Regions from separate parts of the Homo sapiens genome. Here region 1 is linked to region 2. The links are chromatin contacts, found by Hi-C or POLR2A ChIA-PET in ENCODE. All regions are on one chromosome and are shown on one strand. Each heading gives the region's core, a stretch centred on a gene start or an enhancer-like site at or near the end of the contact. The rest is flanking DNA. Distances are from core to core; before and after follow the strand shown.

The links. Hi-C counts contacts between places; a loop is a spot of excess contacts on that map. ChIA-PET counts read pairs that join two places held with the same protein, here RNA polymerase II (POLR2A).
Region 1: a loop to region 2 is called in a map of PC-3, with 3 times the contacts of the local background. The contact joins two enhancer-like sites. A Hi-C loop is called at or near these places in 1 of 168 maps with a recorded cell type or tissue (PC-3). POLR2A ChIA-PET finds 5 or more read pairs at or near these places in 2 of 52 experiments (HCT116 and MCF 10A).

What each region holds. Positions count from the first base shown.
Region 1 is chr3:29,200,049-29,204,577 of GRCh38, reverse strand. No RefSeq gene overlaps it. Among named protein-coding and RNA genes, the nearest start is that of RBMS3-AS3, 79 kb to the left of the region's middle. Within about 2 kb of position 2,102, at least 2 of the 41 ENCODE cell types and tissues checked have a DNase peak (open chromatin) inside an H3K27ac peak, as active enhancers do.
Region 2 is chr3:29,063,516-29,067,965 of GRCh38, reverse strand. No RefSeq gene overlaps it. Among named protein-coding and RNA genes, the nearest start is that of RBMS3-AS3, 220 kb to the left of the region's middle. Within about 2 kb of position 2,430, at least 7 of the 41 ENCODE cell types and tissues checked have a DNase peak (open chromatin) inside an H3K27ac peak, as active enhancers do.

The DNA of each region.
Region 1 (4,529 bases), core at 853-3,352, 140 kb before region 2:
TTTTCTAGATTTTGAAAGAAATATAAACTAATCATGATTTAACTTATTAACCTGTGCTTAAGTTCCAAATCAAACAGCTAAATTTAAGGAAAGTTAGATGCCAGGAAAGTGGAAATAGGAATGATGGTAAGGGCACTTTGAACAAATATAAACTCTGAAAATAATGACTAGATGGTAGTAAAAATGGAATAGGTTACCAAAAGGTGCATTAGATATTCCTTAGTTAAATTTGGAATGAGGTTGCTATACATTTTTGGGGAGGAAAGTACATAAGAGTAGTATTCTTGTATGAATTGACTGAATTGAGGTAACAAGTTCCATTAGATAAGAATTCATACTTGACAATGATAATTGTGACTAGAATTGTTTGTATAAGAGCAAAGCATGTTTATTATAGAGAAATTTTAAAGTGAAAATATTTAAAATGTCTTTGCTAAATATACATTGGCTTTGGAACAGTCTTAGTGGTTTCAAGTTGTCAGAAAGTTTAAGATGACAGAGTACATTCTTTTGCATTGTTTCATGAATGGAAGAGAAAACAGGTTTTCAGTGTTGACTAAAAACTTGGTTAAAACCATGGTTGTATCACGGTCAGAAGCATGAGTTTTGGAGTCAGACAGACTTGGGTAAATCTGACTCTGCTTCATCAGCTGTATGATCTTGCAGAAGTTATTTAAACTCCCTAAACCTCCATTTACTTGTCTGCAAAAGAAGGGGTAATAATATCCAGATTTGTTGAAAAGATTAAATGAGATAAAGCATTCCACAAACTTAGCAAAAATCCCTGTATATGAAATTACAGTAAAGACCTCCAAGAACTGCATAACGTGCTCCCTGCTTCTCCTCTGCTCATCCAACCCAATCCCAACCTCAGTAAGTTTTGCCAGACTTACCTTCTTTCTGTCATCTAAACATACTAAGCCTGTTCAGATTCTGCCCTTTGTCCTGTCTGGAAAGCTTTTCTCTAAGTCTTTGCATGGCCAACTCCTTCCCTTCATTCAAGCCTCAGATGGGATTCCATCGCAACAGACATTTGCCCTCTCATCATGCTAGGTAGAAGAGCTCCTTTCCATCTGCTGTTCTTCCTAAATCCCACCACCCTTTGTTGTTTACTTCCCAGCACTCATCACTACCTGCAATTCTTACTTATATATTTGTTTTCATGTTTATTGTCTATCTCACTATACCAGAATGGTTGCTCCATACAAGTAGGAACCTCATCTGTCTTACCAAATATAATAGCACATTTGGCAGAGATTAGCTTAATACTCACCAAGTTTGTTTCCTCTCTTCCAAGAAATATGGCTATGCCACATTTCCCACTTTCTTTGAAATCAGCATGACCATATAGCTGAGTCCTAGAATACAGAATGTGGAGGCAGTGATGTGTGCCCCTTCAAGGCCAGATTCACAAAGACCTCTTAATTGCAATTCTCTATTCTCTCATCCATTCTTTGCTAATTGAAATGAAGAGGTTCCTGGGGATTGCCCCGAGGCCCAAGGGGGTTGCAAGTTTGGGATATATAATGAAACTAGTACCCTAATTCCTGAGTGGAAAACTTCTGACCCCCAAATGGACTTCACATGAATAATAAATAGATTTCTATTTTTGTTTAGCCTCTGAGATTTTTTAATTTATAACAGCAATCGGCCATGTGAATAGCAGAACAAATACACTATAGGACCTAGAAAACTGCCTGGCACATAGTAGGTCCTCAATAAATGTGCAACAGATATTAGTTAAATAAGCAAAATAATTAAATTAATGGTATTATGTGTCATATTATATCAAATATTTAGCCCTAAACTATATTCTTTCAAAGTGGGTCAAAGACGACAATATCAGTGTGCAGTGAGAAATTCCATTCAGATGACTCTTAGAGACCTCCAAGATATATATATAATACTTAAGATTCAGAAAACTACACATCCTGGGTTTAGAAATGTAGTGACTATTAACATAAAAATGAAAATCAAAGAGATTTTGGTGTATAGTGTTACTCATTTCCCACATGGACATTTCCTGTTTGGGATCATAAAGGGAATATGAAGGACTCGTAAAAACCTAAATGAATTGTGCCATAAATGTTAACGACCACTGATAGCAATGTTGAACATCATACCAAAGCAATGCTGCTACAGGGTAAATTTCTGCTGTGGTACCTGAGAGTGAATGCAAAGCCAACATCGGGTCCAAATGTGTATCTGTTAAATATGCACTACCTCTTCCCTCACAAAATGAGGCTACATCTTTATTCAAGTCCATCAATAAAAATATTTGCCAACATAAGTTTCATTTGTTTAAACAAGACAGACCTCCCACCCTGAAGAGTCAGATTCACTAAATATTCCTATGTGTTTTAATTATTAAATCCCAAAGTGACAAGTACCCTTTCAGTGTGATCTAGATGACCACAAGAAGTCCATGACACTTATCCTTAGGTTTCAATAACATACACATCTTGGGAAAATTAAGAAATTTACACTCTCAATTTAGGAAGCTGTGGAAGGTTAGGAGCATCAGGTCTATAGTATAATATATGCAAACTATCAATCAAGGAGAACAGTTGGCTAAATTAAATATGTGTATATATTTTCACACAGGTGGTTTGGCATAGATTTGTTGAGTCATGTACCATGTCTATTTTCATTCTTTTCAGCAAACTCTTTTAAGAACTTTTATTACTTGTGGGGCCATATGAACTCAACAAACTGAGAATTGAAGTAATTGCTATCATCGGAGTGTTCCCTCTGCCAGATTAGGTTGAGGCATTGAGGCTACTCAGAACTGGAGAATTGGCTCAGCAAACCCTGCACTGAATTGCTGCCAAATGCATTGGCATTTGAACCCCTTGGATGTGATCATTAAGCTTTAGAGTGGTAATCCTTTTTTATGTGCCACTGTAGAAATGAAAAAAAAAAAAAAAGCACTGAGGTTTTAATTTTTAAAAAGTATTTTACAAATATGAGAAATTATAAAGCATATATGTAAATACTTGTGTTGATATCATCCAGCTTCAGAAACAGAACATTACCAGGAAAGTTAAGATACCTTTATACTTTCCTTAGTGTTTCCTCTTAATTTGAATTTTATAATTTTCCTGGATTTTATTTATGCCTTTGTTACATTTGGTCATAACACTTACAAATATTTTCACTAAAAGCTTGCTCTCTGGAACAGCGATTAGAATCTTGAATATATGACACCTGTTTAAGTACTTTTGCAGCAATAAATAGATAAGCATTTTGTTGTGCTTCATTTTGTTTAATTTGACATCTGTTGATTTAACGATTTGTTAGAAGGATGTAATGGATCAGATGAGATAACACTGGTGAAAGTGTTTTGAATATTTGCTATTTTATTTTATTTTAAAACACCCAACTAAAGGTTTCAGGCAGCAAACCCAAATTTGTTTGTTTTTAGCATGGTTAGGTTTGTGATTTTGTAGATGAAGTACAAATAGCCACAAAAATGCCATTTTGCAGGTGATACAAATTTAATTCTATTGCTCTTATGATGAAAATACAACTGCAGTGAAATGGCAAGCATCTCTTCAGTTACACTGCTTTACATTATCACTCTACGTTTATTCATGGAAGGAACTCAAATGTTAAAAAGTTATAAATAGCTGAGAAACATTCAAAAATGAGGTTGGCTAATGCAGTGAGAAAAGAAATACAAATTAGAACAAAAGAATACTATTTCCCCTAAAACTGACAAAAGTCTACTTAAGCGACAGTATCTAATGTGAGCTAGAGTGTGATGAAGCATACCCTTGTCAACTTTGGTGATAAGGCAATTTAGCATTTCCAAAAAAATTTTAAGTGAAAATACCATTAGTCATAGCAATTCTACTTCTCTAATACAATTATAAGGAAGCCATATCACAAACATATGGAGATATATACATACTGACATGTACATATACACATACACATATATACACTATGTTACATACACCTGCATTCATTATATCATTATGAAATTAAAGAACAACTGGAAAACACCTTTTGGTTCCTAATAAGGGAAGATTTAAATACTTTACTGTAAAGCTATATTATTATACTTTATGCAAAAATCAAAAGGAAGATATATTCTATATTTCTAGCAAGAAAAGAAGGTTCACATATGTTGTTGATTGAAGAAAAGGAAGTTCCAGACTAATAAAGGTGACGGGCTTCCCTCTTTGATAAGTCCTATGTGTCCTATCTATCTCGACAGAATTCTATCAGGAATAACACTGTACTTGTTCCACAGAAATTGTTTGATAAGCTTGTCTGGAATAGAATCTGAGTTAAATGTGCCATTGTTCTTCCCCAGATAACTTTTTGGAGTCTCCATAGATCATACAAAGAGAGAACAGAGAAACAAGGCAACAAATTGGGATACGCTGCAACACTCTGCACTGAACATCTGACTTCAATTAGCCAACCCTCAATTTCCAATACAAAAATCACAAAAGGATTACCAAGGGAGAATTTATAATGGAAAAGAGGTGAAAAATGGCTTCTTTGCTTTGATTATCCTG
Region 2 (4,450 bases), core at 1,181-3,680:
TCTTTTTTCCTCCTGGCAGTAATCAGCAAAGTTAAACATGGTAGATGCTCCATCAGCCTGAGTTCTGGACTGACTAACCTGGAAACAATAGGAGAGTCCCTGCTTGCCCATGATAGATAGGTAGTGTTAGCCAGAAATAAATTGTTGATTTAAGCCTCTGATACTTAGGGTTGTTGACTACAGCAGCATGATCTATCATATCCTGATACTCATGATGTTCATTTCTCTCCAAGAGAAGACCTTTTGTAGGTTGTACCAAATCCATACATTACTCTACCTATAAGAAGTAACTAACCTCAACATTGCAACAAATCACAGGGAAGGCTAAACCATATATGTCCAAAAAGCAGAACTGACTTTTATCTGGACATAAATAGAATGAGAAGACATTTCCAGGTAATAAAAATATAGTAAATATGATTGTGTTTCTCATATCAGGGAGTTTCAGGGTTTTTTGTTGTTGTTGTTTTTGAGATGGGGTCTCGCTCTGTTGCCCAGGCTGGAGTGCAGTGGCGTGATCTCGGCTCACTGCAACCTCTACCTCCCAGGTTCAAGCAATTCTCATTCCTCAGCCTCCGGAGTAGCTGGGATTATAGGCGTGAGCCACTGCACCTGGCCGACTTTTGGTTATTGTTAAAATTAATTTCCAATCTATCACAGACCCAACATACTATCTCACTATGTGAGTTTATATGATCACACCAGTTCGTAGCTAGAGATCATGATGACTAGTTCATAGCTAGTGACTCTATGACTCACCACATGAATTTGACAACACCTCAAGCTGTTTGATGAGACATGCTTAGATGCTGTGACATTACAAAATTGTTATTAAAATTTCTAAAAGCTTATTTTTAATTTCTATACCTATTTTGTTACAGACCAGTAATCAAATGGTTGTAGTCATTCACCAGTTTAGGAAATCATACTTTGAGTAGCACTGCTGAACATAACCAAACTTCCTTGGCTTGTGTTTAAAGTAAACTTTTCATTTGGGTAACCAGAAACTCAGGATTTTCCATAACTGGTTAACATAACTGATATAAACACTGTGTTGAATATTATGGGGTAACAACAACATAAACAGCCTGAATAGTATTAGCAAAACTTTGGAGATGAAATGAGCAATCTGTATGCTGAAGATCATAAATATTTCCCTTAGCCATAATTATGAAGCATTTTACTAATTCCTAATGGGAAAGAATTAATAGTTAAGGTAAAAAACAGCTTGTATATGATGTATAGTTCATTGCATAGAAAACACTCTTAGAGACAGAGTAAACTACACATAGTTCTTACTCCCTAGCCTAGGCCTGGTCTTCTTAGGTATTCTTTTGTGGTCTTAAAAAACAATTGCTATAGAGATACTAAATACATTGTATAGATAATCCTGGACAGTGGACTCTAGATTGACAGTTGTCATCAGAGTTCTGGTACCCAGTTTGAGGAGACAGAGCAAAAACAACTTAGAAAGTTGCCTTAGCATAGTTTATTCCTATTTAAGCTCTCTACACCTTATAATCTTTATTTTTAAATTGGTATGTACATACACACATACATACATACATATATAACATCTATGTATGTATACTAGGGTTTCCCAACCTTCGTATTATTGACATTTCAGGCCAGTAATCCTTTGCTATGGGAGCTATTCTATTGATTGTAGGATATTTAAAAGCTCCCCCAGGACTCTAACCACTGGATACCAGTATCATGGCCCCAGTTGTGACAACCAATATCCACTGAGATATTGCCAAGTGTCCTATGGAAGATTGCTACCATTTGAAAATTACTGTTATATATAATATATATTATATATGTTAATATACTATGAATTTTAATAATTTTATTGATTTCTTGGAAAAACATGCATAAATCCATTAAGATTAGAAAGCAGACACTTTTTTTAAGAAAGCAGAATGGATCAAGATATTTAGTCTCACTTTTTCAATATTTTATATTTTATACAAGTATTTTAAAGGTACATACATCACATCCTGATGTGATGTACATACAACACACAATATTAGGCAAAGGTCTCTGTCAAGCAAATTTCCAAATATCACTAAAAAATAAATGCTAGATATAAAATGTTTATTCAATGTAGATGGGAAGGGAAAAATAATGTCAAGACATGTGGGTTGCATATCTACATTCTAATATATGGAAAGACTAGTCAGAAGACATTTTTAAACTTTCCTCCCAGGACTAGAGGCACTGCACCTTTAAATGGAGCTAGCTGCAGTAACCTGCAGAACTCTCATGGAATGTGGAGTGTTCCGGGATTCTGTCTAGTCAGGCCTCTGGCAGGGCTGTGGCAGCTTTGTTTGTGGGCAGGCAGCCTCCTCACATTTCTGTTACTTTATCCTTAAGGAAGTTGCCATGGAGACTGGCATGGAGATGGCAGTTGGCCAGGCAAAGAGTTTTAAGTTGAAAAAAACAACACATTCACACACACTCAAGCTCTTACTCACACATACTCCCAAAATAAACACATCCTTGTGTGTACATAATCAACTTTAAAAAAATACACTTAGCGTCATTGCCTATTTGGGTAAATGGTTAAACCTTTGTTTCTTTTCTAACTTGACCCAAAAAACACCATCAGAAAAAGAGCAGTTAATGAAGTAGGAAAATAGCACCTATTAAAAGTAATCCATCACAGCTCATGAACACCCAGCTAGTAGGCATCTGATTGCAAAATCTGTTTTCTTGGCAAAGGAGTCATGAGAAGGAAAACTAAAGTGATACAGTAAATGAAGAATTTCTTCATTTGGTGAAAACAAATGTGATTTGGTCAACTTAAATATTATCAAAAGTGGTCCAACATTTTATTTTATTTTCATAAACAAAATGTAAAAATAACACAGAGCTTTGAAGATTTGTTTTTTAATTTTGGGAGGGCAGCAGAATTGAAATCTTCTTTAGCATTCTGAAAAGCCTCAGATTTTATCCAATCTTTGTATATGGAGTACTTTCCACAGCAGCCTTCAAACTCAAGGTATTTGGTCAAAAACAATGATAAAATTCTGAAGTACATCTAGGTTGGTTAGAGAGAAATTCATGAAAGTCATAAATCCTTGAGAATTATCCCAAAACAGCATCAGAGATTTGAATGCTACTAGTGCATAAATTGCTTAGTGTTTACTTAGAAAACAAATCTCCATATGCAGTATGCACTTCATAAAACTAAAGCTTTCAATGTACTTTTATTTCAGCATGGACAATATGCAAGAAAGTATTGCTGTAATTCAGATTATTAGATTATGAACTGTACAAACAAGCATCAAACAGTAAAAGAAAATGGAAGGAAACGTTTTCAAAATGAAATGTTTCTTTCTGTTATGAAAGTAGTGTTGACAATCCAAAGATTTGTGTTTCCATATGTAACCAACTGAATAACACAACACTGACTATTGTGAATTTTATGTTTTTTTCCCCTCTCTCTTCAAAGGACAAACTGCCTTGGAGGTATTGTTGAGTGGGCTTCTGTGTGATAAGCCAACCCAAAACAGTTCACTTAAGGATTAAGTTGAAGCTTTGTTTTCAAGGTTTAGGGAACACTGCACAGCCTCACTTTATAATTACCACATGTATGACAAACCCTAGTGTTTTATAGTCCTTCTGATGACCAGCTGTGCATGGATTTTACATGGTCCTTTTGTCAGTATATAAATACAACCTGCTGAGGTTATGAGGAAACCACACAGTTATTAGTGTTGGTATGCACCATGAAAATGCTATTCAAATCAGCTTGTGGTTGACGTATTAGTTACTACATCAGAACCACTGATCTCTATTTTATTACTTCCCTGATGAATGACATAACACAACAAAAAAGTAGGAGTCTGCCTAGACAGATGTAATTTATCCAAACCGTCTGTTTCTATAACCCACAGAAGCAGATACTAAGTATTTTCCCCACATATATGACCATGGAAAATGATTGCAATAACATGAAATGTTACCACAGTGTTAATGACAATCCACTATACTGAGAGAAAAATCGATTAAAATCAGTTTTATTTTTCTTTTAAGGTGAAAGGCATACATTGCAATAAAGAGGTGTTGGGCTTTTATAGAGCACAGAGTAAAAACGAAGTTTTCACTCTATGACATGACAATTCTAATTGTTTTCTTTCATAAATTTACATGTACATGATTAGCAGCTTAATTTTCACAAAGCAGTCCTCAAAGACATCTTGGAAAACATGTCTTAGAAGTTCAGTTAAAACACCACCACCACTGCCATTACCACTCTCCCTCCTCTCATACCCATCTCTAACCTTTGGGCATTATTTTCAGCAGGAATGGATGTGAAGATGTTCAATAAGGGCTATGGCTTTTAACTTTTCACAATTGAAATGAACATTGTGCCTGAAAGTCTCCACTGACACATTAGACTTTGACATTCCTTCAATTAAAAGATTTACAAGTTAAAAGGATT